Regions from separate parts of the Mus musculus genome. Here regions 1, 2, 3, 4 and 6 are each linked to region 5. Evidence: chromatin loops called from intact Hi-C (ENCODE). Cell type or tissue: left cerebral cortex. All regions are shown on one strand.

Region 1 (5,000 bases), 240 kb before region 5:
GGTGCCCGGGGGTGGGGGTGGGGGGTGGGGCAGGTGGACAGTGCAGAAAAGCTTGAGTACAGGACAGCAGGGTGGCTAGGCAGGGAGAGCATCCCTCAGAGGGAATGGGGAAAGTTCAGACAAGGGGATAAGGCCATGCTGCCCTTGACTGTGGGTTTTACTCCAGGCTACTGGGGGCTTTCAGGAGCTTCCCAGTGGGAGACCAGGAGAATTTTATTAGTGGAACCATCATGTATGCACACATGCACATACACACACACACAGATGTACACACACATACAGACACACACGGGCGCACACACACACCCAATGTGGTGTTGTTGCTTTAGGGTTTTCCTCATTGAAGTGCCCCAGTGCTTCCTCATGTGAGGCCTTATGTTGAGAAGTCCTGGGAAATGAGCGCTTTCCCAAGATCCTCTTGGTTCTTTGCCCCACCCTCCCTTTCCTAGGCAGCCCTTGCTGACTTCTGTACTGGAAAGAGAGGTGAGCTGTACCATCCTGCAAGAGCAGTGATACTTTAATCCATGAGGAGACAGTGGTGGCTGATACCCAGGGTGCATTTGCTGACTTCCAAGACGCCCAGGGAGCCAGTCAGCTTTTCATGCCCCTGAGATTAGCACTGGGCTGAGATGAGCATTATGTGCAAGGGGCTGGTCACCTGGAGGAGCCCAATGTGCCTGAGGACAAGTGAGTCATGGGTGGAGACTGAGTTGGGAGCGGCCGGAGGTGACAGGGATGTCTAGAGAGACCTTGAAAGTTAGTTTCAATTTTCTGGGTCACCGCATAGATGGCTGTCAAGGAGAGGAATAATTTGATTGATGGGATTGTAGAGCAGCCAATTGGTGGAAGGCAAAGGGGAGGGTGGGTCAGAGCAGGCAATGCTGAGAGCTGGTAGGAGAGAATGTGTGTTACCAGTGAAGCCCTGTCGCTTCCCTTCACTACACACGCGCACACACACACACACACACACACACACACATTGGCACACAGAGACATACACATATACACATTTATACAGATACATACATACATACATACATACATACATACATAAACATACACTCAGACACAGACACACACACAAAGTGGGGGAGCGAGATGGGGAGGGGAATAGCGAATAGCCAGGCTGGTCTTCTCTGTTCTTTGTTCTTGTTGGGTTCTGTCCCCACTGTCCAGCTAGGCTGACTTGAGTTAGATCTCTGCAGCTCTGGATTCAGGAGTGAGAGAGTCTGAGTCTGAGTCTGAGTCACTATCTCTCTAACCCGAAGGTGCCCCAGTCCCTCTCAGTTTGGCTTTCTGCACCCATGAACTAGGGCTGGATGGTGGCTGGGAAGAAGCCGAGAAGCCTGGTTTAAGTACATGGGACGGCTGGGGAGCCTTGGTTTTACCGTTGGTGAAGGCCCTGCCCAGGTCACAAGTTGCCCACTGGGGACTCCTCTGTGGCCACAAGTCTGTAATCTGAACCAGAAACAAGATGTTCCCAGCAGAGCTCACAGAGGCCACCAGGAAGATTTGGGGGTGGGGAAAGGAGGGTTGGAAATGCCTTTAGCACTGGTGTCTGGCCCAAGGCCAAGCATGGAGGAACTGGTCAGGACTTGTTCAACTCTTCATCCTGGGCTCTCAGCACTCAGGATGGCTAGGTTCTTAAAAATCCTAAACAACACAACAACAGAGGCTATGGATATAGCTCAGATAATAAGAATGCTTGCCTAGGGTAGGCTGGGCCCTGGGATTGGTTCCCAGGACTGAGATGATGATGATGATGATGAGGAGGAGGAGGTTGAGGACGATGATAAAACACAGTTTCCAAATTGATGGGGCAGGGCACAAAGAAGTAGGTGTGAAAAGCAGAGGGTGCCACAGGCAGACTAAGAGCATCCTGGCTGGAAGGGCCCAAAGGCTCACAACTGACCTCCCTAGTTCACAGTTTTGGAAACTGAGTCCCAGGCAGAAGCAATGGAAATAAGAAGCAGAAAAAAAGGAGCCTAGGCCCAGGTCCAGGATTCCCTCTAGGTAGGTGTGGCTCTTTGCTCCAACCCGCTGCCTCCAAGGAGCGTGAATAATGTTCGGTTAACTGTGGGGGAGAGGAGGCGGAGGCTGTTTGTACTCTGCTGCCTGTGGAGTCGGGGCTGGCGCAGCTATTTCAGCCCAAGCCACAGGGTCCTATTTATAGGCCTGTGTGATTAGCCTGGCCTATGTCAAAGGCCTTTTCCCTTCTGCCCTGCCCGGCCATGGCTGAGGACAGAAGCCCTAACAGGAATGGCAAGTAGCAGGGACTTGAGGGTGCTTTCTGCAGCATGCTCAGGCGGGGCAGGCAGGTTAGCCAGTTTAGCCAGCAAACTGTTCTCTGCCTGTTCTGATGCCCTCTTCTGGCCTCCAAGAGCAATGCATGCATGTGGCACAGCGATATTGGCCGGCAGAACTCATGCAAGTAAATAAAATCTTAAAAATAAATAAATAAACAAATAAATGCGATGTATTTTTATTTTATGTGTTTCACCTGCATCTCTTCATCGCTGTATGTGTGTCTGGTGCTGAGGAGACCCCAAGAGGACGTTGCATCCCCTGCAAATGGAGTTACATACAGATGATGGGTGTGAGTTGCCATTTAGTGCTGGGAACTGAACTCAGGTTCTCTGCAAGAGCAGCCAGTAGGTGCTTTGTAAGGGGGGGTGGGGAGGAAGAGGGAGAGACAGAGACAGAGACAGAGACAGAGAGGGGGAGAGAGACACACACAGAGTAACAGGCTTCAAAAAATCAAGTAGCCCTGAATTTAAACTCTGATTTGAGGTTCCCAATTGTGTGGTTGGTCTTCAGCTGAAGCTCTGTGAGCCCGTTTCCTTATCTACGAAGCTGGATGATGGCACCGTAAGTTTTAAATGGTGCTTATGAGGCTCATATCATGGAGCTGAGGAGATGGCTCAGAAGGTAAAGTGCTGGCCCCACACACCTGTTGGCTCCCTGGCATCTCTATAACCAGAGTCCAGGGGAGGGGAGAGGAGAGGGGAGGGGAGGGGAGGGGAGGGGAGGGGAGGAGAGAGAGGGAAGGCGAGGCAAGGCGAGGTGGGAAGGGAAAGCAGAGAGAAGATCACCTAGGGCTTCCTGCTTAGACTGTTAGAGCCAATATGTGAGCTCCCAGTTCAAGGAGTAAACATGCCCCCCCCCCCAAATTAAGATCTCTAGCCTCTACATGCACACACACACACACACACACACACACACAGAGTTCTTGTCATGATGCCCGCTGCATGCTGAGTATCTGTGTGCAGTAGAAGTCTTATTTGCAGGTGAGGAACTGAGGCTCCTTGTGTAGGGCTCTGCTCAAGTCAGGTCTGGGCAGTCCTGGCTTCCCACGCTGCCCCAATTCTCTCTCCTCCTCCTAGCCCTTGGGGCCTATCCTGTTCCTAAGAACAGGGGAGTTTTGTGTAAGGGATTGTTTTTCTTAAGAAGTTCCTTCTGTAGTGCCACATGATGACTCAGAACTCTGAGTCACAGCTGATGGCAGGAGCAGCCCGCCCTAGGAAGGAGGCAGAGGGAAAGGAGAGAAGAAAACAGGAAAGGGACCAGCTAGTCCCAGCTGTCCTGCTGTTTGGTTAAGGAGACCCATCAGGTCCCCTTCTCCTGCTTAGCCTCAGTTTTCCCAACTATGATTTTTACCAAGTGGTTCCCATTGGGGGTTGATTCTTAGAATTGGGTTCCTGGGCCCACCCAGATCTACACAGTCCAAGGCTGGGGCTAGGTTTGGGAGTTTGCACAATTTCCAAACCCGGTCCCCCCAAGGATTGTGCTGGCCCACCTTGTCTGCAGACATGTTCATAGCCACTCTCTACTGGCAGCCGCTCCAGGCGGGTCTCAAGTTGCTGACAATGGAAAGTTGATTTCTCCAGCCGAACACTAGGGCTTTTGTTTCCAAAACAACATCCCTAAAATATATTTTACATAACTGATTAGAGAAAAATGTATATATATATATTTTTCCATTTCCATAAACGTTTTTTTTTTTAAGCAAATTGTAGACCTGGTTGTCCTGGAACTCACAGAGATTCTCCTGCCTCTGCCTCCTGAGCGCTGGGGTTAAAGGCATAAGTCATCACAAGTGGAAAGAACATTTTCATCACCTCCCCTCCCCTCCCCAACACCTCCCTTGTGTTTACAGTCTCTCCTCCAGTGCTCCCTACAATCTCTCCTCCAGTGCTCTGCCCACAGTTAATTAGCATCTGTGTCTAGCTTCCTGCCCCCTCTCCTTTCTGGCCCTGTGCAAATTGTCATCCTTCTCTGAACCTAGGATTTCTTCTCAGTAAGAGGGATAACCACACCCTCTTGCAGGCTGTTAGGGTTGCCCCAGCACGCACAGTGCCTCATTCACAGCAGACATAGGATTCTAGTGCACGGCACACAGACTCAGGCTATACTTCAGAGTGCTTACCAAGTATGCAGGTGCTGGGATGCAAACCGTTGCGTTATCTACTTTAATCTACACCATTCTGCCAGAGAAATGTTACTGTCATTCCATTTTAGATCTGAAGAAGGTGAGGCACTGACAGAAGTTGCTTTGGCAAGGTCACGTGGTGAAAGAGGCTGGTGGGTGTGGTTTTAACTGTGACACTGCATTGTCCCTGCCCCTTAGGCTACATATGCCCCCGGGGCGAGGAACACCATTTATGAGTCCAAAACAAGGAATGGCATGTCTTGCTCAGGGCTGAGCCACAGTTCAGTGGGCATAGCAGTGTGTGCAGGTCAGTAGTCATGACTGAAGGCAAGTGTGAATTCACATACAAAGTAGACCTTACCATGAAGCCTAAGGGACACAAGGCCTGGCTTGCGATGTAGTCACATGGTATGTATGTGACACTGGTGTGGCGTATAAGATGGACAGGCATGGTCCCAAGAGCTTGGTACTTGAGCTCTGGCTCTTGTGTGTCCCTAGGCCCCAGCAGGCTCTGTCATGGTAGGATCTGGGGCTCAGCAAGCAGGCAGTACAAAGGCCTGCCTGTTCCTCC
Region 2 (5,000 bases), 51 kb after region 5:
CCTTCAGCTTCCTTGGCTAGAGAACGGGCCTCTGCTCTCCCCATTGGCTGCACCAAGCTGTGGAGAGGGTCAGAGCTGGAGAGAGGGAGAAGCCATACCTTCCACTGACTGTGAGAGATGGGCCGGGCCCTAGGCTGTCTTCTCCTTCTAGCCTAGTGTTAGCCCTGAAGGATGGTCCAGTTACTCCAGTCATCCAGCAGCTAAGGGCATAGTCTAGTTATTAGCTAAGGGGACTACCCTTTTTAAAAACAAACAAACAAACAAACAAACAAGCAAACATATTTTTGTTGATTATTTAGGAATTCCACATAATGCACTCTGATCATTTTTTTAAAAAAATAAGAACTCTAATAGCCTAACTTGGCCTTGAACTCATTCTGTAGCTGTGGGACCTTGAACTTCCAATTCTCCTGCCTCTGTCTCCCAATTGTAGGCATTACCACCACATCTGGTTAACGTGCTGCTGGGGATTGAATGTAGAGTTTTATGTACACACACACATACACACACACACACACACACACACACACACACATACACACACACACACACACACACACTCGTGTTCTACAAGCATGGAGAGGTCAAAGTACAAATTTCAGTTGTTTCTTTCTGCTGTGATTTCCGCAAATCAAACTCAGGCTGTCGGGCTTAGGTAGCAAGTGCTTTTACCAAAACACTAAGCTAGCATCTTGTTGCCAGCCTGCCCCAGTCCAGTTTAGATTCCCACTAATGTGGTTAAGGCTGGCCTTGAACTCACTACCCTCCTACCTCAGTCTCCCCAGTGTTTGCTGATCTGTAGTGAGTCCTAGAGCCCCCAGGATGCCCCAGGACCGGAGAGAACTCACCTTCTTGCTGGGGAAACATGGTCCCATTCCCTATACTTAACTCCCCCCAGCCCCTGCAGTATCCCTTCCCCAGGCACCCTTAATGAGGAGATCCAGGGAGCCTGCTGCCCACAGTAGGCTTGGGTAGGGCCTGGCCTCCCTGTAATTAAGGCAGCAGGAGGCTGGGAGCCGGGATCCTGTCATTCAAAGTGTGGAGGAGGGGAGAAGGAGCAGGAGGAACCTCCCTGTGGCCAGGCTGACCACGTCAGCAGCCACTGGCTCTCTGGGAGCCGCTAGGTAGCAGCTGGGATAGACTGTATGGATGCCGCTAGCTCAGCATCACCCTGGTCCAAGCCAGTGCAAGCCCATACCATGGACTTAGGGCAGAAAAAACTTGATCTGAGTCCTGTAGACGTATGTCCCCCATCCCTCTCCTCTTGATCTCTCTACCCAACTCCACAGCCATTCCTCCAAAAAAGCAGGCCAATGACGGCTCGGATCTCAGCGTTCAGCTAGGCAGAGGGCCAAAGGTATCTCTTCTTCAGCAGGCAGCACTGTGTGTTGGGGAGGTTGGGAAAGGGCTGCTCAAAGGGACACCCAGGCACCCCTTGGAAAGGAGGTCAGCCTCTGTCTGAACAGATGCTTCCTGTGGCCCCTGGAGCAAGCCTGCACTCCAGTTGTCCCTCTGGTCCTCTGAGCTCTATCTCTGTGCTCGTCTCACTGGAACCTTCTCTAGTCACGTGACAGTCTGTCTGCTCCCCACCAGATACTCCCCTGTCAGCACAGGTCTCTGCTCCTGCCTCTGCATCAGCTTGGACACGGTTCACTCTGCTTGCATTTCCCCTCCTGGACTCCTTGCTAGGAGCCCATGGTACTGGCCTGCACTGGTTTGGGCCAGGGTGATGCCAAGCTAATGAAAGCCTCTTTGTCTTTCCACTGCCTGGTGCCAAGGCTGTGACCTCTCTGGAACCCAGACCTGCCCAGGTGGTCACTCACAAGCTGTGGCCTGGACACATCTCTAAGCTGCATTGTATTTGTCTATGAAATGGGTTTCTAGCAGAAGCCACCCTTGGGAGACTTTCCTGGGAAACGGGTGGGTAAACACTCCAAACGGTACCACAGTGGGTGGGCTTAACAACTTGTCCCCGTGTGACCACAGCTGCTCTTGTGGAAGCTATAGACATGCTCTGTCCATCCCTGCCCCATCCTTCACACAATGGCCAGAGAGGTCTTCTTAAGGCAACTGGAATCATGTCACCAACCAGATGTCCAACTCCAGCCTCTCTGAACTCCCTCTCCATCTCTTGCTCAGCTCTATCTATTCGTTCTAACCACTAGAACAAATCTGACGACTACCCAATGTCTCATATGCATGCCTTTCATCCTTCTCTACCCGGCTAACTGCTACGTGCCTTTTCCCCCAGGGAGCACCCATGACCATCTCGCTCATTCCAGTGAGCCCCTATTCTCTGTGCTCCAGGGGTACGATCCTGCATGCTCCATTGCAGTAACTAGCACAGCCGGGTGCCGATGCCCCTGCAGTGGGCCAGACATTTCACCTTGCTCTCTGCTGCAGACCCAGCACAGCACGGTGTCTGGCAAGGACTGGATTCTCAAAAAAAAATATTTAGTGACTGGATGGATGGATGAGTCAATTTCTGCATCCCACACTGCAGGAAATGTCTGAGAACAGATTTGAGTGGGAGGTTCCTGCAAGGCCTGGGAGAAGCCCCTGGGCTTTGGGGTGCTAGGCGGTGAACAGCAGACACCCTTATTCCCTCCCACGAGGAGGTCAGCCTCCCCATCCATTCGCACGGGTTTCTGAGGTCCCAGAACCAGCTTCCAGATGTTAAGCTCCGTGTCAGCCTTACCTTCTAGCTTTTCCATCTGCACAGCCGGACCAGATCCCTGCAGCCAGCAACGCGGGCAGCCAGGCCAGCCGTCCCCAGCGTCTTCCTATTTTAGACATCTCGCCGCCTCTGTCCCTTCTAATGTTTCCAGGCAGGCTGCGGGGGGAGGAAAAAAAGGTTACTGCTACTTTAAATGTACTGTATGAAGGCGAGGGCTGGAAAGGGGCCTGCTTGCAGGAATACCCAGTCATCTAGTTGGAGAAGCCGCCAGATGGAATACAAAAGGAGAAGCGCAGGCGCTCATGGAGACGGCCTCGGTTCATAAATCAGGTGGGGCCACGGCCCAGGGGCCCACACGCCATGGAGCCCGACTCCCTCCTGGACCCAGGCGACTCCTACGGTAGGTGAGCCGCGCCAGCTAAGTGGCTAAGTGGCAGAGTTTGGGATTTTAGCCCACTGCTCCAGCAGACTTTGCTTAGCTTTGGGAATCAGAGTTGAAATGGGTCGGGGGAGGCAGGCATCTGGGTGCCACCTGGTCTCTGGGCTTAGGGCAGACATGGGTGCCCTGGGCCTTGGGTCATGGGGCTGAAGGGTCCCCTTAGACGTGGCACTGGCATGGTCCGGTAACCGGATAGAGTTTCTTGGCTTCTTGTACTTTGCTCTTGGCCAAGCAGGAAAGGAAGTAAGTTTATAGCCCCCTGCTCCTTGGTCTCTCAGTCCCCTAGGTCTGCCTGCTGCTGTGGCAAATTCAATTAGTGAGGTCTGCAGAGAAGCAGAAATGAGCAGGCAACTGAATGTACCTTGTAATTAAAGGCCAGGGCTGAGCTGAGAGCTCCCGCTTTCCTCTCTGGTACACAAGGCCCCCAGGCTGCTGCCATTGGGGAGCTATCCTTCTCAGCTCCCCTGGGGTCCTGGGAGCCCTAAGCAAAATGCTGGAGAAAAGTTGCTGTGGTCAGAGCCCAGGCAGAGTGGGATTGTGGTCTGGAAACCACAGAATGGTTCTTCTAGGGGGGCTTCAGGAGGCTTGGGACCCCAGGGACACAGGTATTCAAGCTTACTGGCTACTTGGCTGGCCAGGCTGCAGCTCATTTGGCTAGGATGCTGGCATATGGTGGCTGTCTCCCAGCAACAGAGAGAAGCAGGAGGGCAGGAGTAAAGATGAGAGGAGGAGGTTGAGAGTGCAGGATGAAGGGTTTACTGGGGAGACAGGGCCCTTAGGTAAGGTAAGGTACTGTAAGCCAAGGAGGTTTTCCATGGCAAACGACTTAGGCAAGTCTTCTCAGGGTTGTGGCCCTTTGGAGACCACACACTCCACTAAAATGAGATAGCTCTTCTCTCTCCAGACTCCCTTGTTCCAGCCAGGCCTGGCTGCCTGGCCCAGAGTCAAGGCCAAATTCCCTTCCTCCTACAGCAGCCCAGCTCTGTCTAGAGAGAGAAGAATTTTGCCATGCTTCAAGCTGCAGCCCCCAGTGGGGCTGAGCCAGGCCCTACTGTGAACCTGATGTCTTCAGACAGTAAGGCGACAGGGCACTGTATCCTGTGTGATCAGTGGGACACTTTATCCATGTAACAATCCGTCCTTGGAGAGGAGGGGAGGAGGGAGGAGGGAGGAATACAGCTCCTGTTCTGGAAGAAATTTTGGTCTGGAACGGGAGGCCACCCATGAATCCCCAGACCTGCTTTGGAGGGATATGTTCCTGGAGGGGAGCCTGAGGACACAGAGTCTGGGCTGTAAGATAGATAGGCTTGGCATTTCCAGAATTGTCCATCTCAAGCGTGGCATGGCCTGGGCATGACCCATAAAGGTTCCTTCATGTTGTTCCAGGAAGGCACAGATCCGATCCAACCTGGAAAATTGTGGATGTGCGGAGTGGTTGCAGGGATCAACATGTCTGGGCAGAGCCCTGGAGTTCCCTGGAGCCCCTTCCCATCCAGAGGTATCTCAGGAGCCCCTCTCTCAGTCCCCTGTGTTTGCCAACAGCAACCTCTGGGCAGGACGAGGCTGGAAACTGAGCCAGTTTTTATCTCAGTGGTGTGCAACCTGACCCCTGTCTTAGCCTGTTGATCTCCTGGATTCTGCTATGGCGGGGAAGTGTGTGTCTTGAATCAAGGAAAGAGGCATTGGGACAGAGGAGACTCCAGGCAAGGCCAGGAAGGGCAGAGGAAGAGCCCTTGTATTCTTATTCTCTCTGGGATTGTTCTCAGTAGAGATGAGCAGGGACTGGCTTCCCACCAAGCCAGCCTCAGAAATCTATAGCTGAAACTCGTTCCGGGTCAGGACGAGAAAGGAAGCCCCCTCTCCAGCTCTTACCATGCATCTGTT
Region 3 (5,000 bases), 210 kb before region 5:
TGCTTCCTCTGACACTGATGCTGGGAAGACGGGAGGGAGGGAAGTGAGTAGGGACAGCAAGAACTTGAGAGGCTCCTTGAGTCTGGGCTGTCTGTCTGAGGGATGTGGGCATGGACTGGCCAGGGCCTCACCTGACTCTTAAAGGCTCTCAAGGGCTGGAACAGAGGCCAGGCAGTGGATAGGCAGGATCACCTTGCCTTGGAAAGAGGCTTCTGTGTAAAGTGTGCAGCCTGGGTGTCTGTACCAATGTGGCTGGCTAATTTCCTATGATTTCTCTGAGATCCCGTTTCCTTATATATGAGAGGGCACAAATCAGCCATGACTTTCGTGATTTAAGGCTGTTGTGTGGATTAAATGGAATAATCTGAGTGTCATTCTAGCGCCGAATCTGTATTCAGTAAATTGACCACAGTGGTTATCATGGTTGCTGTTATTGGCCAGGAGATGGGGAGTGTCTCTTGGAGCTAGGAACCCTCAGGGATTAGGGGTGATGCTCTCTGGCTATTGTCTAAATGTAAGGAGAACAGGGAGGTGGACTGGCTACCCCTTTCCAGGGACCTCTGGCTACTAGCCTTACATTGTTATTCTGATTTCTGGCAGGCAAGCAGGCCAACATGGAGGAGCGGAAGGCTGCCCTCAAAACAGCCTCTGACTTCATCTCCAAGATGCAGTACCCCAGGCAGACCCAGGTGAGGTTCTCATGTCAGGGAGAAGCATGTTCAGTGGGGGTGAGGGATGGAGAGGGTCCCCCATCCTCCTCAGGGACCAACCAGCCCCTGAGGCTCCCTAAGACCCCTGCTAGGCAGCCTGGCCACATCCTAAGCCTCTCTTCCCTTCCCAGGTTTCAGTTCTCCCAGAGGGCGGTGAGACCCCTCTCTTTAAGCAGTTCTTCAAGAACTGGCGGGACCCAGACCAGACAGACGGCCCCGGCCTGGGCTACCTCTCCAGCCACATTGCCAACGTGGAGCGCGTACCTTTCGATGCTGCTACGCTGCACACCTCCACCGCCATGGCCGCTCAGCACGGCATGGATGATGATGGAACTGGCCAGAAACAGGTAATTGCAACCACAGTTCTACAGCAAAGAATTCCACAGCCCAGGCTCAGTCACTGGCCCCGTTACACCAGCTAAAGGATAGAGAAGGGCAGATTGAGGCTTTATCAATGTAGTCAAACTGGGGAGAACAAAAAAAAGGGGCCCCAAGCCCTCCCCCAAGTCCATCTTCACAGCACTGACTTGAGCTTTGGGTTTAGATATAGGGAGAGTTGGGGCTAGAGGTGTGTATGAATAAGCAGTCTTGGGCCAAGCATGGCGTGGTTAATCATCTGATATCTAGTCTGCATATCGAGGCCAGTTTGACTCCAGGGTGCGCCCCGCTCTCTTGGATATTCCCCATCACTGGAGGCGACGAGCTCCTCAAGAGTGAGCACAGGTTCAGGGCAATGACTTATCTGAGTGCCTTCAGCCTTGAAGGAGCAAAGGCAGATGAGATAGGTCTGCGAGACTCCTCTTGAAGTAACGTGTCTATAAGCAGAGCTGAGCAAGTGATGCAGACCTAAACAAGATGGAGAATTCCGTGTTCTCCTGGCTTCAGTTACCCTGTGAGCCAGTGCTTTCTAACAAAAAGCAGTTTCTAAGTACTTGTTACAGTGTCACTGTGCCTGGGCTGGCTTTGGCTAGATGCCTCCCTTCCCTGTCTCTCTACCTGCTATAGCTCACACCCAACCTCTACCGCCCCGAGGGTGTTTCTCCCAAGTTTACACCACAGCCTGTGGTACATGAGATTCTTCACTTCCACTTTTTTTGTTTGTTTGATTTTTAACAATCAACATTCCCTGAGTACCTACTGTGTGCCAGGCTCCCAGACTCCATCTTCCTCCCCAGGAGTGCCTGGGTGGGAAGGGAGGTGACCACAGCCACAGTAGAGTCTTGAAATCCGTTGTTCCCGGAGCTGAAGGGAACCTCTGGGATTTTGTGGGAACACAGGGAAGGCAGTGGGAATGGGGTGGCTGGGATTGGCTAGCACAGTAGGAGCGGGAGTTTGCTGTGAGGGAGTAGGGACACATTCCAGGCAGGACCTGTTTTTTGAGGAGCATGGTGCCAGAGGGACCATGAGTGCAGCACATGGGGTACGGCAGTAATAAAATAGCTTGGGTTTTCTTTTGGTTTTAGTAGATGTATGACAGATTTGGTTCTGTGCTTTAAAGGCCCGCCATAAAAAATAGGTAAGAGGTAGAAACATGAGCTAGAACATCTGGGAATGGGGAGGGGTCGTTCTGATCGGTTAGGGGAGAGATAAAGCACCCGGGAGTGGGGAGACAGGGTGCAGGTGGAGAGGTGGAGGTGTGCTCATAGATGCTTGGGGCCCAGAGTCCATTCCAGGTCAGCGTCCACTGTTCCCCTAAGAGGCATAGCGACAGTCACCATTACTGTCACGGGTGCTGTTCTCTCCGTACTACTGGCCAGTGTGCAGAGGAGGCAGCGAAAGCGTTTGGTAGACAGAGAGTTGAGCCTGGCCATTTACTCAACCTCTCTGAGCCTCAAATGCTCCTCACCTCCAAGACTCCATGCTGCGGGCTCAGTGCCTCCACTTGACCACTAGGTGTCACTGGAGGGCCTCCCGATGACTGGTTGCTAGCGCTGTTTGTACAGATCTGCCTGCAGAGGGAGGTCATTATGAGCCCACCCAACTATGGCCCCGATGAATAAAGTGACCTATAAAATCCATAGGGAGAGTGGAAATACTGGTGATATAATGCCGATCCTGTTAATGGCAGTTGGGCCTAATAGAGCTAGCTTGTGGTAGGGGCATCATGGCATCTTCATGACTAGAATGGAAGGCTTGACACCATTTATGGCTGTTGTCACCATCACTTTTCAGGTGAGAAAGCTGAGGCTCTGAGAGGGGCCATCGGAAGTCATATGACCTCTCAGGGGGCATGGCTTAGGTTTGACTCAGGCTTGGCTCAATCTTCTAATCTAGAGCTGTCTTGAGGGGCTTTTCAGGGGGGAGAAACAGATCATCTGGTCAGACGTGGTGGGAAGAGGTAGAGCGGGAACTCTGCGATCATATCCTGCTGTGCCTCTCAAGGGCTCTGAGCGCCGGGCAAATTATTTAACTTTATTTAACTTTGCTTGGGCCTGGATGGCACCGCGTTCCCATGAAAAACTTGTCCTGTTCTCCACACTGTCCACTATACTGGGGTCCCAGCTTGCCCAGGGTGACAGAGGGCACACTGCAGTGTCTGACCTCAGCTCTGCCTCTGCAGATCTGGAGAATTGAAGGTTCCAACAAGGTGCCAGTGGACCCTGCCACATACGGGCAGTTCTATGGAGGCGACAGCTACATCATTCTGTACAACTACCGCCACGGTGGCCGCCAGGGACAGATCATCTACAACTGGTGAGGAGCCTGGGCTAACTGCTGAGTCTTAGGGGGGAGTTTGTGGAGCCATAACTGTGCCTGAATATGCTGACAAAGGGAGTCTGGAGTATAGAGGCCTGAGCTTGGACAGCCATACCTTGCTGGGGCCCGTTCTCAAGCAGAGTCACAACCCTGAACTTCTTGTCATGCCCAACTTAGGGACAGAGACACACCAACCCAGCAGCTCTTGCCAGGCAGTGCCAAGTGCTAATACTAATTTATCTTTCCAGAGGCTTCTGTTGTAATAATTACAGATTATTCTATACTACAGAAATATGTGATATATACATATATATCAATTATAATTATTTAAATTATAATAATTATTTAAATTATAATTATTAATTATATCAATCATTTAAATAATTGTTTTACAGAAGAACATAGAATCACATTGCTCCAGATCCAAAGCAAAGCCCAAAGGTGTCATTCTGAACTTTCCGTTACACCTGTGACTCATCTGCCAAGCCCCACCCTTTCCTCTTGACCAGTTTGGCAATTTTTATTTATCCTTTTTGCATGATTACTGGAAGGATGTATAATGTAAGCGCACACTAAGCACATTTCCCTGTAGCTGGCCTTTTGGCTATTACCTTCCTGGAAATTTACAGCTTCCTGGAGTGGGTGTGTGTCTAACAGCCATGCCATCCCTTTGGGTTGCTGTACTGTGGTTTACTGACAAGCTCCCACACCCATGCATGCTTGGGTGCTAGTCCGCTGTCTCATCAGTGTCAGTGACTTTAAGCAACAGGTGGGTGTGTAGAGAAGTCTCTATGATGAGTTCCCAGGAGTGGATTGCCAGTCAATGGACCTGTCAGTCATTTTGATAGATAGCTCCAGTTTCCCTGGCTAGTGCCTGGGCCTTTCATATCCCTGTACTCCTGCCAGCTACATGCAGGAGTCCCTGTTTCCCTGGATCCACCTAAGCAGATTGTGTTGTTAAAACTCATGGATAGTTTATAAAGTGTTGTTTTTTTTTTTTTACTTTAAGTTTGCATTGGGGGTCAGGGTGTGGCTCAGTGGCAGAACACTTGTGTGCATGCTGGCGGCTCTGGGTCCCTCCCCTAGTACTGAAAGATAAACAATAACATACTGGTGACCCTGTTACTAGACACTCTCAGACTTTTGTCTGAATAATAGTTGTCATATTTCTTCTCCATTGAAGTTTCATTTTGAAATAATTTTAGACCTACTGAAGAGTTGAAAAAAAAAAAACCCACAAAAGAAACCAAAGCAAGAAACCCTGGTCAGTTCTCACATAAGTTCTGCCCCGCCTGCTTCCTTTCACAGCCCAGGCAGCCGTGGGCCGGCTGATGCAGTGCTGTGCATCTGTCTGTGTCTACTCTGTGTCACCAGGTCCGCATTCCTCAGTCTTTCCTGGCCCAGGCCCTAACCCAAGATCCCATGGGACATCTCTAGGGCTTAGGACCCCAAGGGGTCTCCTAAGCCTTCTGGGACTGTGACACCGATTACCGCTCCTTTATGACCGTAGCCCCTGAAGAGTGGTACCCAGGAATCAAGTGCACACACTGTCTGGCAATCCCATATTTTTAAAAGCTTCTGCTTTTTGTTTGC
Region 4 (5,000 bases), 310 kb before region 5:
ACACATGTAGATATTAGAGAGAATAACTAGCATGAATCCTTTCTCTCCTCCTTCTGGGTGGGTTCCAGAATCTAAGTCTGGTTGTCAGCGTGGCAGCAAAAGACTTTACCTACTGAGCCATCTTGCCAGGCCCACATTGCTAACGTTTTTAATGTCATAAACACCTCGAGAGCTATAGTTTGAACATTTTTATCTTACAAGTCTTGCTAAGAGTATGCAAATAAGACCTATAAAACCTGGCTGCAAGAAATTTTCAAGCTCTGTTGCAAAGCTTAAGTTTACAAATATACAATTTAACATGAAAAATATAAAGCAAATTTTTTTAAAAAGCCTTAATTCCAAGGAATTTTCAATAGCAATTATAATCTAAGGTTTTTACACCTTTACAATAACTCCACTTACTGAGCCCCTAATATAAACTAGCTACTTTATAAACAATTTCTAACCCTAAAAATTCATTTTACAAGTTAGGAAACCGGGTCAGAAGTGATTTACTGATGGTTATATACTACTAAATGGGCAGGTAAGATTAAGCCAGAGTCTACTTCGACAGTACTTGTCCAACAGATATTAAACACCCATTATATGGCTAGCAAAACTACAGGCAACTTGCATGTCAAACCTGAGCTTTCTTTAATTCTAGTTAATCCTTAAAATGACCCTGAAATGTGGGCACAATTTATAAGGACACTGAGTCTGGGAGGTTAGCTAACTTGGTTAGGATCAATTCAGTAACTAACATGTAGGTATGGTTTGGGCGATTTTACTTGACCATGCACGAAAGCGTGTAGGCTAAGGTTTTGTGCCTTGGGTTCTGCCATTTCCTAGTTACACTGAATTCCCGAGATAATCGCCTGCTGCAGGGAAGGGAAAAGAGGAAGCTGCATTATTAATGGGTCAAATTTGTACTCAACAATCACATTTACATAAAAGGTAATTGAAACAACATGTCATGACCAGTAAACTTTCCAAGAATTTCCATACTTGGCTGTGCAGCCACCAAGAACATAGCTTTCTTCACAAATACGGAGGACATGCTACCACCACCTCTCCTCCAAGGAGCATTTGCCAGAGTAGCAGCTGACATGATAGATTTTGGGTCTTATCAGTTCTCACCCAGTGTGAATGGAGAGAAAATGGAATTCAGTTGTCTCCTCTCTGAACCGATCCAGTATTGTGTATCTCAGCCCTCGTGGAATGTACTGTAGTACAAAACATACCAGCCAGGATAGGGAGAAGCCATCATTTGTGTTCCATCATTACTCAGCTACAGGACAACTTCTGGCTTCGGTCCGTCCCTCGCCCCTTATTAAAAAAATGCGGAAAACTCTCAAAAGGCACTCGAAGCAAGCAAGCTATGTGTGAAGACACCTAAACCCGTGTCTGGCACACACTGGAGTTTTAGCGTTCCCGTTCCATCGTCTTTTCTCAAATTCTCGAGATGCCCAAACTTTTTCCCTTCGTTCTTTCTAGATGCTGTCTAGGTTCCAACCAGTGCAGGCTGGCCAGGGACTTTACAGGGATTCGGAGAACCTCGCGCACAGTCCCACACGCCCAATCCTCAGCCGGGACGACAGAGCGGTGGCTTACAAGGACACGGGAGCCAGCCCGAGACGCCGAAGCGCTGCCTTTTGTTGAGGCCCTGTAGGGTGGGACTGCCACGGCTGGGGGCTCGTGGGTGGCAGGCCGGCGCGCCACGCGTGGGGCAACACTGCGGGGGTGTTCTACAGCCGCGGGCAAAGGCGGCGAGACTCGGGCCTGCGGAGGCCGCGGCTGTGCCCCGCAGGTCGGACGGATGAGGTGGGAACACACCCTCCCTGCACGCCTCGGAGCCCGGCTGCGGGCAGGGAGCGCGAGCCGCCCGGGACGGCGCGGGCGACAGCTCGCCCCGCGGAGTCCTGTCAGGCCGGCGCCCTCCGCCGACCCCCGGGCTGGCCGCGGCCTGCGGGGCCCAGCCCGGGACGCCGCCCGCCTACCTCTCGGCTCGCCTCCGCCCCTTGGAAGGGCCGGGCTGGGAGGCTGGCTCCGGCGGCCCCTGCGGAAGGCCTTGGTTACCTGGGGGGTTGCTGGTGGCTGGGCAGCTTTCCGGACGGGAGGGGGACGTCAGGACGAGGAAGCGGAGGGCGGACGCGGCGGGAGGGAGGCCGGAATCCGTCAGCCGAGGCCCTGGCAGGTAGGCGGGCTGGCCGGAGGTTGCAGACACTCGGGTGGCAGTCGCGGTGGCGGCGGCGGCTGCTCCTGCGGCTCCCTCAGGATCTTCCTCGGGCTGGCCCAAGATGGCGGCGCTCCCTGCACAGGGTTTCCTGTCACCCTCGCAATGGGCCGGACCACAAAAGAAGGGGGGAGGATGCGCGCGCAGCCAGCGGAGCCCGGAAGAGGGTGGTGGAGACTAACCTGACGGCCACGCCCCTTCGTCAGTTCGCCCCTCCGGAGTAGACCCGCCTCGGCCTCGGCCCGCCCCCACTGGTCCTCACGCCTGAAGGAGGCGGGGAAAGGAGCCTGCGCAAGCGTAGTCGTGTGCCACGCCTCCCGGCGGAGTTACTGCGCAGGTTCGCACGCTGTTTTCTAAGGGTTGACAGTGTCTGTCCAGAATTGTCGCCGTTAGAGACCTAACTATTTTTAATACGCGTAACTGCTTATCACTGGGCCGCCTCTGTATACCGGCTTCTGGAACACACACGTATTTACTGCATTTATTCAACATTTACAGACCAATTGGAGACTAGTAGGAACAAGGCTGGCCAACACCCAGAGACGCTTCTCGTGCCATCAGAGGCAAAAGGGTGGTTCACATTGACCAACCCATTTGTATAATCATGTAGCTAGGAGGTGGCCCTTTCTTGTGTTTCATCTTTGTCTAGCTTAACCTTGCTTTGCGGACACCAGCAACAGGAAGAGGGAAACTTGACATTTTTACTCCCACCTTCCCAAGACACTTCCCACTCCCACCTTCCCAAGACACCTTGGTGAAAGCAACAGTTTCACTTTCTTGGTCTTTCGTCTTTTTGCCTTGTAGAACCTGGATGTGGATTTACTTATCTTACATTTACGTTTATCTTACATTTCCTTTTTTTATCTTATTATTTATTTGACATTTACGTTATTTATCTTACATTTACGTTTAATTTATATTTTACAATTACATTGCCACAAGGATGGATATGTTAATAACGCAAAGCAAAGCAATTTTTTTTTTCAGCATAGAAGTTGACCTTTTTTCTCCTGATTTTTTTTGAGGAGTGGAGTGGGGTTCAATACAGGATTTCAGTATGTACTTCTGGTTCCCCTGGAACTCACTATGTGAATCAGGGTGGCCTCTAACTTGCAGAGATTTGCCAGTCTCTGTATTCCCGTGTTATGGTTAAAGACATGCACCATCACACCCAGGTTTCCCCCCATGATTTTAAAGGATTTGGTACATATCTTGTGTGTCTCTGAAGGGACTATGGACTGTAACCATTATCCCTACCATGCCTAGTGGATAAAATGGCCCTTTCCAGAACCCCCAAAGAAAAGTCGCAATTCTAAGCGTTTAAAACCTTTCGTTGTAAACTGGTTCTGCCTTAGGAAAGTGAGATGTCATTAGAAAAATACATAGCAGTTTGAAAATCTCTTGTTTTGATAAATACATGATACAGACAACAGTTTTATACATGTCATTTACTTTCTCAGGTCCTCAGACTTTTCTCCAAAGTAAGGATGTGATATCTAATTCCTATCTTTCTTGTTAAAATTAAATAGACAATGCATACAAAATTCCTGGCATATAATACCTTGAATGGGGACTATTATTATTTGATAAGCATAAGGTACTCTCTTCCAGTCCTGGAGGTCAGTGGTTTAATTCATTGTGGTGGTTTAAATAAGAATGGGCCCCATATGACATATATAAGATAGAAATTGGTGCCATGGACTGGGGTGTTGTGTGACAGTCATGACCATTCCATTTGTTGGAGGAATATGGAAACAACTGGGACTTTGGACTAGAAAAAGCATTGGAGATTTTAAGTGGGGCTTAATATGCCATCCTGGTAGGAACATGGAAGACAGTGCCGAGGGCAATTTGAATAGGAACCTACTCAAGATATTTCAGAGGGGAATAATGAGTGGCCTAGAGGCCATCCTTGTGATATTTTGACAAAGAATATGGCCACTTTGTCCTAAAAATTCCTGGAGGATAAATTGAAGAATTAATGAATTAATGGCCTTGGAAGAGGAGATTTCAAGATAGCCTAGTGTTGACTGTGTCACTAGTGGTCACTTTTATTTAGATCTACAATGAAAAGAAGCAAGTTGGGCAGAGAGAAATACAGAATGCACAGTTATAGCACTAGAAAGTATAATGGAGCTAAGAGTCTTGGGCTCTGGAAAAAGTTTAAAAGAAAAGCCTGATGCTAAATGGAATAAAGGCAGTGGTGGCCTCAGGGGAGGACCCCACTCAACTAAGCTGCCAGTTTGTCAAAAGGGATTAAGGAAATTTTTAAGCAATTAAAGAAACCATAGAAAGCAGAAAGGTGGTGAAAATGTATTTGAACAAGGGGCCATGTTCCAGCCCCAGCAAAGAGAAGATCATGGCAGCTTCAGGCACATGGTTCTGACTTTAGAGTCAAGGATACCAGATATGGACTGTGGAATCTCTCTCCATGGCTAAGGAAAGCCACTGAAGCCAGGAATGAGTCAGCGTTGTCCTCTACATGGAGATCTAGAAAGACCACTGCATGGATCTGTGAAGGTGAAGCCTGGATTGCCTTGGAGACCCCAAGATGTTTGCGATGCCAGAGTTGTAGGAGAGCTGACAAGGAAAGCTGCCGACTAAATGTGGAACCATCCCAAGAAAGAAGTCTGTTTCAGCCAACAAAGCTAAAGGGGGTTGGAGATGTGGAGAGCGCTTTGATATCACACATCTGATGCAGAATTTAGAGTTTGCCCTGCTGATTTTCAGTCTTGCTTTGGTCCAGTATGTCTTCACTATGCTTCCTTTTCTCTTCTGGGAATGGTAT
Region 5 (5,000 bases):
AAAATGTGCAAGCTATATATGTCTTAGTTAGGGTTTTACTGCTGTGAACAGACACCATGACCAAGACAACTCATAAGGACAGCATTTAATTGGGGCTGGTTTTCGTGTTCAGAGGTCCAATCCATTATCATCAAGGTGGGGGAGCACTGCAGCATATAGGCAGGCATGGTAAAGGAGAAGCTAAAAGTTCTACATTTTCATCTGAAGGCCACTAACAGAAGACTGGCTTCCAGGCAGCTAGGATGAGGGTCTTAAGCCCACACCCACAGTGGCATTCCTACTCCAACAAGGCTACACCTACTCCAACAAGGCCATACCTCCAAATAGTGCCACTCCCTGGGCCAAGCATATACAAACCACCACACCATGGGTCACCATCATGACACAGTGACTTTAACATCGAGTGGCAGGCCTTTGGTCTCCTTCATCAGGATCTTACTTGACAGCTGAAGAACTTGGGGCCCATTGGGGTATGGAGTAGAATGAGGAAGAGTCTGGCCTGAAATCCAAAGCAAGACTGCAGTGTCCAGGCTTAGGCCTCCAGTGTGCAGAACAGTCCGTTCTCTGTGCACAGGGTGAGGCAGAAATCCACGTAAGGTGGTGTCAAAAGGAACTACTCAGAGAAAGATTCCAGGAGTGGGCAGAGTCTGAGCTGAAATTATCTAAGGCAAAGTGTGTTCATCAGAGGAAGGGGAAGTAAGGGGAGCCTCTCTGCAGGCCGCGGTGGATAATGGAGCAGAGTTCAAGTGCAGGGAGGGGAGACACACCAGGCAGGTCCAGAGCAGAGACATGGAAGTCACAGGGGCAGAGACCTTGGCAGAGGCCTCAAAGAAAACAGGTTTTTGTTGTTGTTCTTTTACAGAAAGAAGCCATCAGTTTGGAGAGGGGATGAATTAAGGTCTCATGTAGCCCAGAATGGCCCTATGAAGCTGAGGATGTCTTTAACTCCACCAGGACCTCCTATCATCACCTCTCAAGCACTGGGATTACATGTGTGCAGGGGCCATTGCCTTTATCTCAGCTCCTATGACATCTTTATCAAACAATGAGCTCTACATTCCATAAACAGAAACCAGAAGGCACATCTCTTTTTTTCCTTATTTATCTTTACTTTTTTTTTTTTTTTTTTTTTTTTTTTTTTTTTTTTTTTTTGGTTTTTCAAGACAGGGTTTCTCTGTGTAGCCCTGGCTGTCCCGGAACTCACTCTGTAGACCAGGCTGGCCTGGAACTCAGAAATTCGCTGCCTCTGCCTCCCAAGTGCTGGGATTAAAGGTGTGCGCCACCACGCCAGGCTCTTATCTTTACTTTTGATAGGTTTATGTGTGTGCTATCAGACAGACAACTTCAAATTTCCCATTAAAAGCAAGCAGGCTGGCAGGGCAGAGAGCTGGCAACAGATAAGGAGTATGTCAGCCCCCCACAAGTGCCTATCTCAGGACACACACACACAATGGGAAGAAGCCACAACTGTCCCCCCACCCCACAGCTGCACGCTGAGCTGCTGTTGGGAGAGGCTCTGCCAGAGCTACCCAAGTTTTACAGGTAGAGCTGTGCTGGCTACTGCTGCTATAAGCCATCTTTGAAAGGACCTGTAAAACAAAATCAGCTTTGGGAGATAGAGCGAGCAGCTCACTCTAAAGCTTTAAAGCAAGCATGCTTACTGCCTCTGACAGAATAAAATACTTGTGTTCTACCAGAAGTGAAAGGCGTGCGCCACCACCGCCCAGCATGTCCCATGCTTTTGTTTCCTGAGTCTGGCAGCACACTCTGCAGGCTGGCAATGGGGTTAGAGGAAGTGATATAAACACATCTATTCACAAGTAATCACCTCCTTCCAGTCTTCTGCCAGAGACCAGGCTAGATCCTAATTAAGGAACAAAGTCACTCTTTCTAGCACTAGACCAGTGCCCTCCCCCTCCCCTCCCCTGCCCAACCCTCACCCTCACCCCTATCCCAGCCAGCCACAGCTCTTTGCAGTGTAAAGGGTTGTCAATCCTTGGGAGCTACTTGCTAGCACACAGTTCCTGGGAGATTTAGAAGGTGCTGTTGGTAGTAGGTGCTTCAACTTTCCATCTCAAAAAACCCCTTGCTGTTGCCTTGGTGACTTCAACTACATAGCATTTGGCAGCATCCGAAGAACACTTTCATGCATTATCTCATTCAGTGTCCTGATGACTCTGAAGCGCATATGATTCCTCTCACTTTGGGGATTAGAAACTGCAGTTCCCAGTCTGAGAAGACTGTGCAGACACCCAGCCTGTTAAGCGGCACAGCTGGAAGTCACTTAGCCGCAGAGGAAGTACCCAGGGTCTGCTGCGCGTAAGCAGCACTTAGCGTGGGCTAAGCGCTTTACAAACCTTATCCAGTGAAGAAGCCTTAGAACTCCTTCCGAAGTGTGCATATTGGCCCCAGGGGATCACGTGACACACCCAGACTCCAGTGACTCAGGAATGTAGTGTTCAGAGTGAGACTCTACTGCTGTCTGTGGTAGAGCAGCCTTGGGAAGCAGGTGAACAGGGCAGTGCCAGGATGTCCTTGAAAACACCCCGGGGATAACCACTTTCCTCCCAGGTGATTGCCTTTTCTTTCTTTTATGTGAGTGTGCTATCTTCAGACACACCAGAAGAGGGCATCAGATCCCATTACAGAGGTTATGAGCCACCATGTGGTTGTTGGGATTTGAACTCAGGACCTCTGGAAGAGCAGTCAGTGCTCCTAACCGCTGAGCCATCTCTCCAACCCCTCATGTGGTGATTTTCACATTTCCTTCTTGTACCTAAGCTATCATTAGTACACTCTGGTATGGAAACAGACAAGATGATTCACTGGGTAAAGACATGGGCCTACATGTCTCATGTCCTGGCTCCAATCTCCAGGAATCGTGTGGTAAACAAATGAAAAAGATTCTTGAGAGTTGTCCTCTGGCTTCCACACATGCTGTGGCACGCACATATCACACACACAAAATAAATAAGAAAAAAACTTAAAAGACAGTCTAGAATGGTTAGGCATCGTGGTTCATGCCTATGATCCTAACGTTTTGGGGGGGCAGGTATGCAGAAGCAGGAGGGTCACCCTAAGCTCGAGGTTAATCAGAGCTCTGTGGGAAGACCCTGTCTCAGAACAAACAAGTTGAGAAAAGACACTGCATTGATAGAGCTTGCTCCCCTGAGGCCTGCTGCTTACTTCCCATGTACCACCCCCCCTCCCCCCCGCCCCTCTAGGTGAGTATCTCTGCAACGGCCAGCAGCAGAGAAGTGATGGTTAGCACTTGCCTCTAGCCATGGAAAGATGGAAAGAACATCATGGCAAACTTAGAACTATCCTCAGGAAGCAGAGGAAACTGCGGCTGGCCATGTTTGATGTGCAGTGGATTAGGCTAGCCCACTCATTGTGCAGTGGACCAGGCTAGCCCAGATGCCTGTCCTGTTCTCCTACGAACTCTTCCAGGACCAGTTTCTTTCTGAGGATGTTTCCCAGGCTGCAAGCTCCTTTGGAAAGTCACCAGAGTCCCCCCAAAAGGACCTCTTGGATCATACTGTCTGTGACTACCCAGGGGTGACATCAGTTATAAAGCACAGCCTTCCCAAATGAATGCTTGGGATGCTCTCAAATGTCACAAGAAGAAGGGGGGAATGGCTACGAGCTTACTTATGTTCGCTTCGGGCAGCTGTGTTTTGCAGGCCCTCTGTGGGGTGTTTTCTGCAGTCCTGAGGGAAAAAGGCTTTGACTTATTCCAGCACAAAACAGCTATTTATAGCCACCAAGCGTGGGAAATGCTGGGCGTGGGACACTTGGTCGACAACCCAGTAAGAATCAGGCTTACAGAAACAGGCCACAGAGACCTGGAGAACACTTGGCAAAGCCTGTGGCCACATGGACTCTGGCCACCCACAGGCATGGACTAGGTACCTTGGAACAAGTTGCAGAGCTGTCCTGACCTCAAATCCCAATGTGTAAAAGAACAGAAATTCCTGCCACATGTGGTTTAAGTAAAGAACAAATGAGATAGTGTAAAAAGAGGATGTTCAGTAATGTCGTGGGTGCTCCGTCTCCATGACTTCTGAGCCCACGGCTTCTCCATTCCTGGATTCAGCCACCCCCCCAGAGCAAATATATTACAAACACCAGAATCACACTGCAGCCACATGTGCAACGATAGCCCCTCTGTAGTGAGCATGGACCAATTTTTTTTTTTTAACCAGGATTTCCTAGACAATACATTTAGTCTCTTAACCCTTTCCTTGTGTTAGGAGTCAAAAGTAAGCTTAAATTATGATTTAAGTAAACAGGGGTGAGGGAAATGCTCAACTTCTGTGGCTGTTTGCCATCTCATCTAAGGGACTGACACACCCACTACTGTTGGCATTCCAGGGAATCCTGGAACCATGGATCTGTGACTGTTGCTGTTATCTACAGTCGATAGGTGAGAAGACTGAGCGGGGGTGGGAGAGGAAGTAGGGAGAGTGACCTTCTCTGACCCCATCTGTTACACAGGTTGATTCTTAGAACCGTGACAGCATTCGCTCCACACACACCCCACCCCCACTCCCCATAGATAAGTACGTTAGCCAGGAAGCAGAAGAACATCTGAGACCCTCAAGCTAGAGTTATAGGCACTTAGGGAACTGAACCCAGGGCCTCCGTATGAGCAGCAAGTGCTCTTAATTGCTGAGACATCTCTCCAGCCTCATCTTTTTACTTAAAAAAAAAAATGTCTTATCTATTCATGTGTGTGTGTGTGTGTGTATGCATGCACACGTGCACGCCCCCCACCCCCAGGTCAGAAGTCAACAGCATCTTCTTCAATTCCAGCATCTTCTTCAATTGCTCTCTGAAGGGCTGGCTCGATAGCAGGCCTGAGCATAGCAAACATGGTGTCTACAGGCTTTTACTTTTCTCTCTCCCTAAAACTGTTAGATTACATTCCTAAAGCTACCCTGGATGAGACAGGCTGACTCCATGACCGGCTTCAAATTGGCAGTTCAGGAGATTAGGCC
Region 6 (5,000 bases), 110 kb before region 5:
TTGATATTTACAATTATTGTATCAATTTTGAAGAAGAGGACCTTATAAGTTACTCTTTTTTCTGAGATGAATACTTTTCAAAATCATCACAGCCAATGAATCAGTATTTTACCCTCACCTCATGTCTGTGCCACCCTCCAAGCAGAACCATGGCTCACTGAAACAGTTGATGAATGGCTTCGTGGATAGACCATCTTAATACACACACCATTTCTTAAATGAATGTGACCTGTTCCCTGTGGGCTGAGAATGATGACAATCACTCAAATCAAATAGCTTTGAACATAGCAGGAAATCTGTATCCAAATAATCGTGCCTACAATTCATTCCTTGGCGCAGCAGAACTGTCAACTCTTAGCTTAGCTACTATGGAGGTAAAATCCTTTGATGATGTGAGGGACATTGAAGTACAGCCTTATTACAATGAACTCCAATGTTTAAAACTTGTTCTTATTTAGGGTTTGTACCACAGTAAGCCAAGATTTTAAAGCTCTACTAAAAATAAAACAAACAAACAAACAAACAAACAAAAATCTACTTATCTACTTTATGTTCATTTAATAACATGTCCATCATTCTTATGATTGGTATAGAAATATATATTGTGTTGAATATCATAAAAAATTAGTTGAATTAAAAAAAAAAAGAAGTCTAGCTGGGATTGGAGAGATGGCTCGGCAGTTAAGAAACACTAGCTGTTCTTCCAGAGGTCCTGAATTCAATTCCAGCAGCAACAAGATGTCTCACAAACATTTGTAATAAGATCTGATGTTCTCTCTGTCATGTACACACACATGCAAATGCATCACTTATATACATAAATGAATAAATCTTTTTAAAAAATGTTTATCATGTGTATATATCTGGTTTCATAGATAAAGTGGAATGGGCCAGCAAGATGGCTCAGTGAGTGAGGGTGCTTGCTGCTAAGTCTGAGGACCTGAGTTCAGTCACTGAGACCTACATAGTAAAACAACAGAACTGATTCCCTCAAGTTGTCCTATGACCTCTAAAGGGGACCTCCACACAAATAAGATATAACAAATTTAATAAAGCAGAAAATGGAGCAGAAATCAAATTTAACCCAAAATTTCCAAATTCAATTTAGAAGAAAATGATTAATAGAGAAATTTAAGAACTTTAACAAATGCCAAACCAAAACCAAAACAAAACAAAACAGAAACAGAAACAACAACAACAACAACAACAAAAAACCCAAAACCCAAACCAAAAAAGACAACATCAAAATAAAAGCCATGCACAAAAAGCAAATTGTTCTAATGGCAGTCATTTCCAAGGTCCCAAGACTAACAGTCCCACAGGAAAGTTTTAAAACCCCCGATGTCAAGCCTACACCAAGACAACTGAACAGCAGCAATCTTTGGATGGGATCCAGATGTGAATATTCTCAATCCAGGAAATTCCAAGATGCAGCCAATTGTAAATTGTGAATAAATGTTGTGTCCCTTGCCACTAAGAAAGACAAAAACTCCGTTGGGCTGCCTGTGGATTCTGGAGACGGTGTTCCACCACAGGGAGTGTCCGACTGTCTCCTGTCCACCTGATAAATATACAAAGCAGTAAGCTGCCCAAGAAACCCTGGAGGAGGTCGTCAAGTGGTCGCCGCTACTGGGATGCTTTCTTACCCAATGGATGCTGATGACCAGTGTCACCTATAAAGTTGAGTAGCCCAGAGAGGGGTGGGACAGGTTGTTGAAGGCTATAGCTCCCCTTGATAGAGCAGTTGAAGCAAGGGCCACTGAATTCCAGATCACTTCTTGGTGTGTGTTGTGTTGCTACCACCAAAATACCGAAGCTGGGTGCTTTACAAAAAGAAAAAAAAATGTTCCTCCAGCTCCAGATGTCCCAGAATCCATTCAGTTTCTGTTGAAAACCATGTGGCAGTCAGCCAGAGGCACTGTGTGGAGCGGAGCATGGGTTTGAGTGGTGGAGGGGAGCTGCCAGGCTTGCTAACAACCATGTCACAGAAGCCCATCTCCAGAGCGACAGCTCACTCATAGAAAAGCATTAATCCCTAGTCAATGCCTAACACAGCACTATCCACTGGAACCAAACCTCAGTGTGAACTCCACGGGGAGAACCACATCTCAACCATACCACACCTACAAACAGTAGCACCCTTGGCGCACATAAGCAATGTGTCTCTCCTCTAAGTCAGCGTTAAGATTCCCTCCTACTTCCCTTATGCCTTCTTTATTAACTGTGGTATATGTAGGGTTGATTTCTACCTGTTTATTTGATAAACTGCACAGTACACCTACAGCACCACTAAGCTATAGAGCTAGTTCCATTTATATGAAGGATCAATAGCATTTATACAAATGACGCTGCCTTTAATAGCACCAAAAAGAATGTTTTCATCACTCCAGAAACTGGTTCTCTTTGGAACTCCTGCCCCCTGGTGTCCACGAGAGGGAACTGCTTTGTCTTAGCTCTGGTTTCTAGGGAGGAAGTGGAGCTTTAGAGTTTCCCACACAGGCAAACAGATAAATCTGTTAGTGAACTCTGAAAGAGTGTAATTCCAGCCGCTCCAAGATTGCCACGAATGACATTTCTTGAGATGGGGTGAAGTTTGCCACCCTGTGCAAGTGTGAATCACTTAGCAGTGCCCTTGTATCCACCCACTACATGCCAGTAGCACCCACACTCACGATCCAGTTAGGACAAGCAAAAAAAAAAAAAAAAAAAAAAATGCAAATGCAGCCACTGTCATTGCCAAGTGGCTGCGAGGGCTGGAAGGGAGATGTGAGCTGAGAGCCGCTGATGTGCTGCTGTGGGGAGACAAGGAGGCCAGGACTTACTGCCCTGCGAGCAGCACGGAACCCTGTTGGCCATGGCACTGGCATAGAGCCTCAACCTGAACCCAAGCTGAAACCCCGAGGTCGCAGCTTGTGAACCACAGGGAAAAGGTTCTGTCTGCTGGACCACAGATGGAAATGCTAGTAGCAGGGATGTGAGAGAGCTGGTCCCATCTCCAGTCGAGAAGCAGAGAGATGCTGATGCTCTGCCTGCCTTCTCCTTTGTATTCAGTCTGGGACCCCACATTGACTGGTGCCATCCAGTTAGAATGAGCCTTGTTACCTCTGTCCACCCAACCTAGCAACTCCCTTGTAGACAAGCCCGATGTCTGTTACACTGGGAGGGAGTGGGGAGCATGCCTAGGCTGGAAAGATGGCTCAGCTGATAATGTGTCTGCCACGTGAACACTAATCTGATCCCAGAGAACGCCCATAAACTGTCTAGGTGTGAGGGCATGCCACTGGAACTCCAGGGCTGCTGTTGTGAAGACTGCAGACCATGACCTGCAGCTTGGAGTCCAGCCAGTCTATCCAATCAGCAAACTCCACTCAAGTTCAGTGCCTGTTAGCCTAGCCAATCGGCAAGCTCCATTCAGGTTCAGTGCTAGCCAGTCTATCCAATCAGCAAACTCCACTCAAGTTCAGTGCCAACCACTCTAGACAGTCAGTGAGCTCCGTTCAGGGGTAGTGAGACCCTGGCTCAAAAGATAGGGTAGAGAACAATTGAGTTAGACATCTGATGTCAACTCCTGGACTCCACAATGCACAAAGACAAACGTGCAAAACACACATCTGCATGTGCATTCATGTACACACACACACACACACACACACACACACACACACACGTCCTCTGAGGCATGATGGAATAGATGTTGCTGCATTCCCCCACTCTTTCAGTAGATCCCTGTGAGACAGAGCCTGTGAGATGAATGACAGAGAGGAGTCGGTTGGTGCAAAGGCACACAGCATCTTGAGGAACTCACAATCCTAGAGCAGTCCAATAGAATGACTGCCTTACAAAAGGAAGCCTCACTCCACTTGCTGGTTTCATAAGCTTGTAAAGCCCAGAAGCAGCAAAGACCTTAGGTAAGGCTGGAGCCAGGCAAGATTGTCCCCAGGATTTGTTCCCCTCAGTGACCTTGCCCTCCCTCTGTCCCTACTGTTTTATCGTGAAGTTGCCCACCCTCAGCTAGCCGTTCCCAAAACTACAAGAACCTAAGTTTTAGTAAAGCACCTGAAATTCACGTTTGGGGGACTGTGTAGTTTGAATATGCTTTGCACAAGGGAAGTGCCTCTATTAGGGGTGTGGTCTTAATGGAGGAAGTGTGTCACTGTGGAAGAGGTGTTTCATACTAAAGTATTTTGTGATCCAGACCCTACTCCGGTCTGCCTGCAGAAGGGAGTCTGTCCTGGCTGCCTTCAGACCAAGATGTAGAACTCTCAGCTCCTTCTCTGGCATCATGTCTGCCTGCATGCAACTCAATGATGATAATGGACCGAACCTATGAAACTGTAAGCCAGCCCCAGTTAAATGTTTTCTTTTATAAGATGTGCCTTGGCCATGGTGTCTCTTCACAGCAATCAAATCCTAAGACAGAAGTACCTAGGCCCAGGTCATCCCTCAGACAGTCATTCCCTCTTACGAGATGGACAGTACCAATGACTCCAGACAAGATAATCCTCTGCAAATACAGCACTCATTTTCATAGAAATCAGATTGTCCAGAAACCAGACTGCTGGCGAGAAGAGAGCCACATGTCCTAGGTGAACACAGGGCAGCTGGACAGTGCTCTCATAGACTGTCTTTTCATGAAGGCTCTGCCAGGCGATCTCACACATGTACACATGTGTACACACACACACACACACACACACACAGAGAGAGAGAGAGAGAGAGAGAGAGAGAGAGAGAGAGAGAGAGAGAGAGAGATTGAGAGAGAGCACACTTTATAATTTGAGAATAAAGCCTGTTCTTTGTAATCTTGTCTTTGTGAAGCTCATTCAAGGTATCGTAAAATCCTTTATGATTATGGACAATCACAACTGACACTTCTGAACATCTTCAGGATACAACGCATAATCCATACCAGACCAGAATATACTGAGAAAATAATTTATTCAATTATAAACAAGAATTCTTATTTTGAAGAATGTCTAAAAATTACCTTTAATAAAATC

The links. Hi-C counts contacts between places; a loop is a spot of excess contacts. Peaks named below come from ENCODE experiments on the same cell type or tissue, not always from the same donor. Only the 100,000 strongest peaks of a DNase experiment are listed, where the experiment ranks them.
Region 1: a loop joins it to region 5, with 2.9 times the contacts of the local background. A loop is called at or near these places in 2 of 42 quality-filtered maps.
Region 2: a loop joins it to region 5, with 5 times the contacts of the local background. A loop is called at or near these places in 2 of 42 quality-filtered maps.
Region 3: it touches region 5 in a loop (2.4-fold over the local background); 20 of 42 quality-filtered maps call a loop at or near these places.
Region 4: it touches region 5 in a loop (2.8-fold over the local background); 2 of 42 quality-filtered maps call a loop at or near these places.
Region 6: a loop joins it to region 5, with 8 times the contacts of the local background. A loop is called at or near these places in 7 of 42 quality-filtered maps.

What each region holds. Positions count from the first base shown.
Region 1 is chr2:35,268,528-35,273,527 of GRCm38, forward strand. Gm39795 (a long non-coding RNA gene) reads right to left here. Exons shown (of 3, transcript XR_003954036.1): 1 at 4,427-5,000; 2 at 3,797-3,923. It also overlaps a transcript of Gsn not described here. Among named protein-coding and RNA genes, the nearest start is that of Gm39795, 2.7 kb to the right of the region's middle. In left cerebral cortex, a CTCF peak has its summit at 2,362 (motif pointing left); DNase peaks (open chromatin) are centred at 2,101, 2,327, 3,448 and 4,263; H3K27ac peaks cover 2,961 bases.
Region 2 is chr2:35,555,536-35,560,535 of GRCm38, forward strand. Gm13446 (predicted gene 13446) reads right to left here and starts at 3,167. Exons shown (of 4, transcript NR_045894.1): 1 at 2,921-3,167; 2 at 2,699-2,833. It also overlaps a transcript of Dab2ip not described here. In left cerebral cortex, no CTCF peak of the experiment used is centred here; DNase peaks (open chromatin) are centred at 1,398, 1,960, 2,532, 2,846 and 3 more places; H3K4me3 peaks cover 2,908 bases; H3K27ac peaks cover 3,239 bases.
Region 3 is chr2:35,295,525-35,300,524 of GRCm38, forward strand. Gsn (gelsolin) reads left to right here. Exons shown (of 17, transcript NM_146120.4): 8 at 601-689; 9 at 842-1,057; 10 at 3,271-3,404. Among named protein-coding and RNA genes, the nearest start is that of Gsn, 16 kb to the left of the region's middle. In left cerebral cortex, a CTCF peak has its summit at 2,600 (motif pointing right); a DNase peak (open chromatin) is centred at 2,606.
Region 4 is chr2:35,198,705-35,203,704 of GRCm38, forward strand. It overlaps Rab14 (RAB14, member RAS oncogene family), which reads right to left and starts at 2,416. Exons shown (of 8, transcript NM_026697.4): 1 at 2,056-2,416. In left cerebral cortex, a CTCF peak has its summit at 2,512; DNase peaks (open chromatin) are centred at 1,578 and 2,408; H3K4me3 peaks cover 2,992 bases; H3K27ac peaks cover 1,722 bases.
Region 5 is chr2:35,505,011-35,510,010 of GRCm38, forward strand. It overlaps Gm35202 (predicted gene, 35202), which reads left to right. Exons shown (of 2, transcript NR_168303.1): 2 at 863-1,082. Among named protein-coding and RNA genes, the nearest start is that of Gm35260, 2.7 kb to the left of the region's middle. In left cerebral cortex, CTCF peaks have their summits at 1,777 and 2,621 (motif pointing right); DNase peaks (open chromatin) are centred at 1,743, 2,252 and 3,826; H3K27ac peaks cover 3,132 bases.
Region 6 is chr2:35,395,260-35,400,259 of GRCm38, forward strand. It overlaps 4930402F06Rik (RIKEN cDNA 4930402F06 gene), which reads right to left and starts at 1,915. Exons shown (of 6, transcript NM_001080709.2): 1 at 1,647-1,915. It overlaps Ggta1 (glycoprotein galactosyltransferase alpha 1, 3), which reads right to left. Exons shown (of 8, transcript NM_001145821.2): 8 at 4,920-5,000. In left cerebral cortex, a CTCF peak has its summit at 2,420; DNase peaks (open chromatin) are centred at 2,022, 2,484 and 3,295; H3K4me3 peaks cover 259 bases.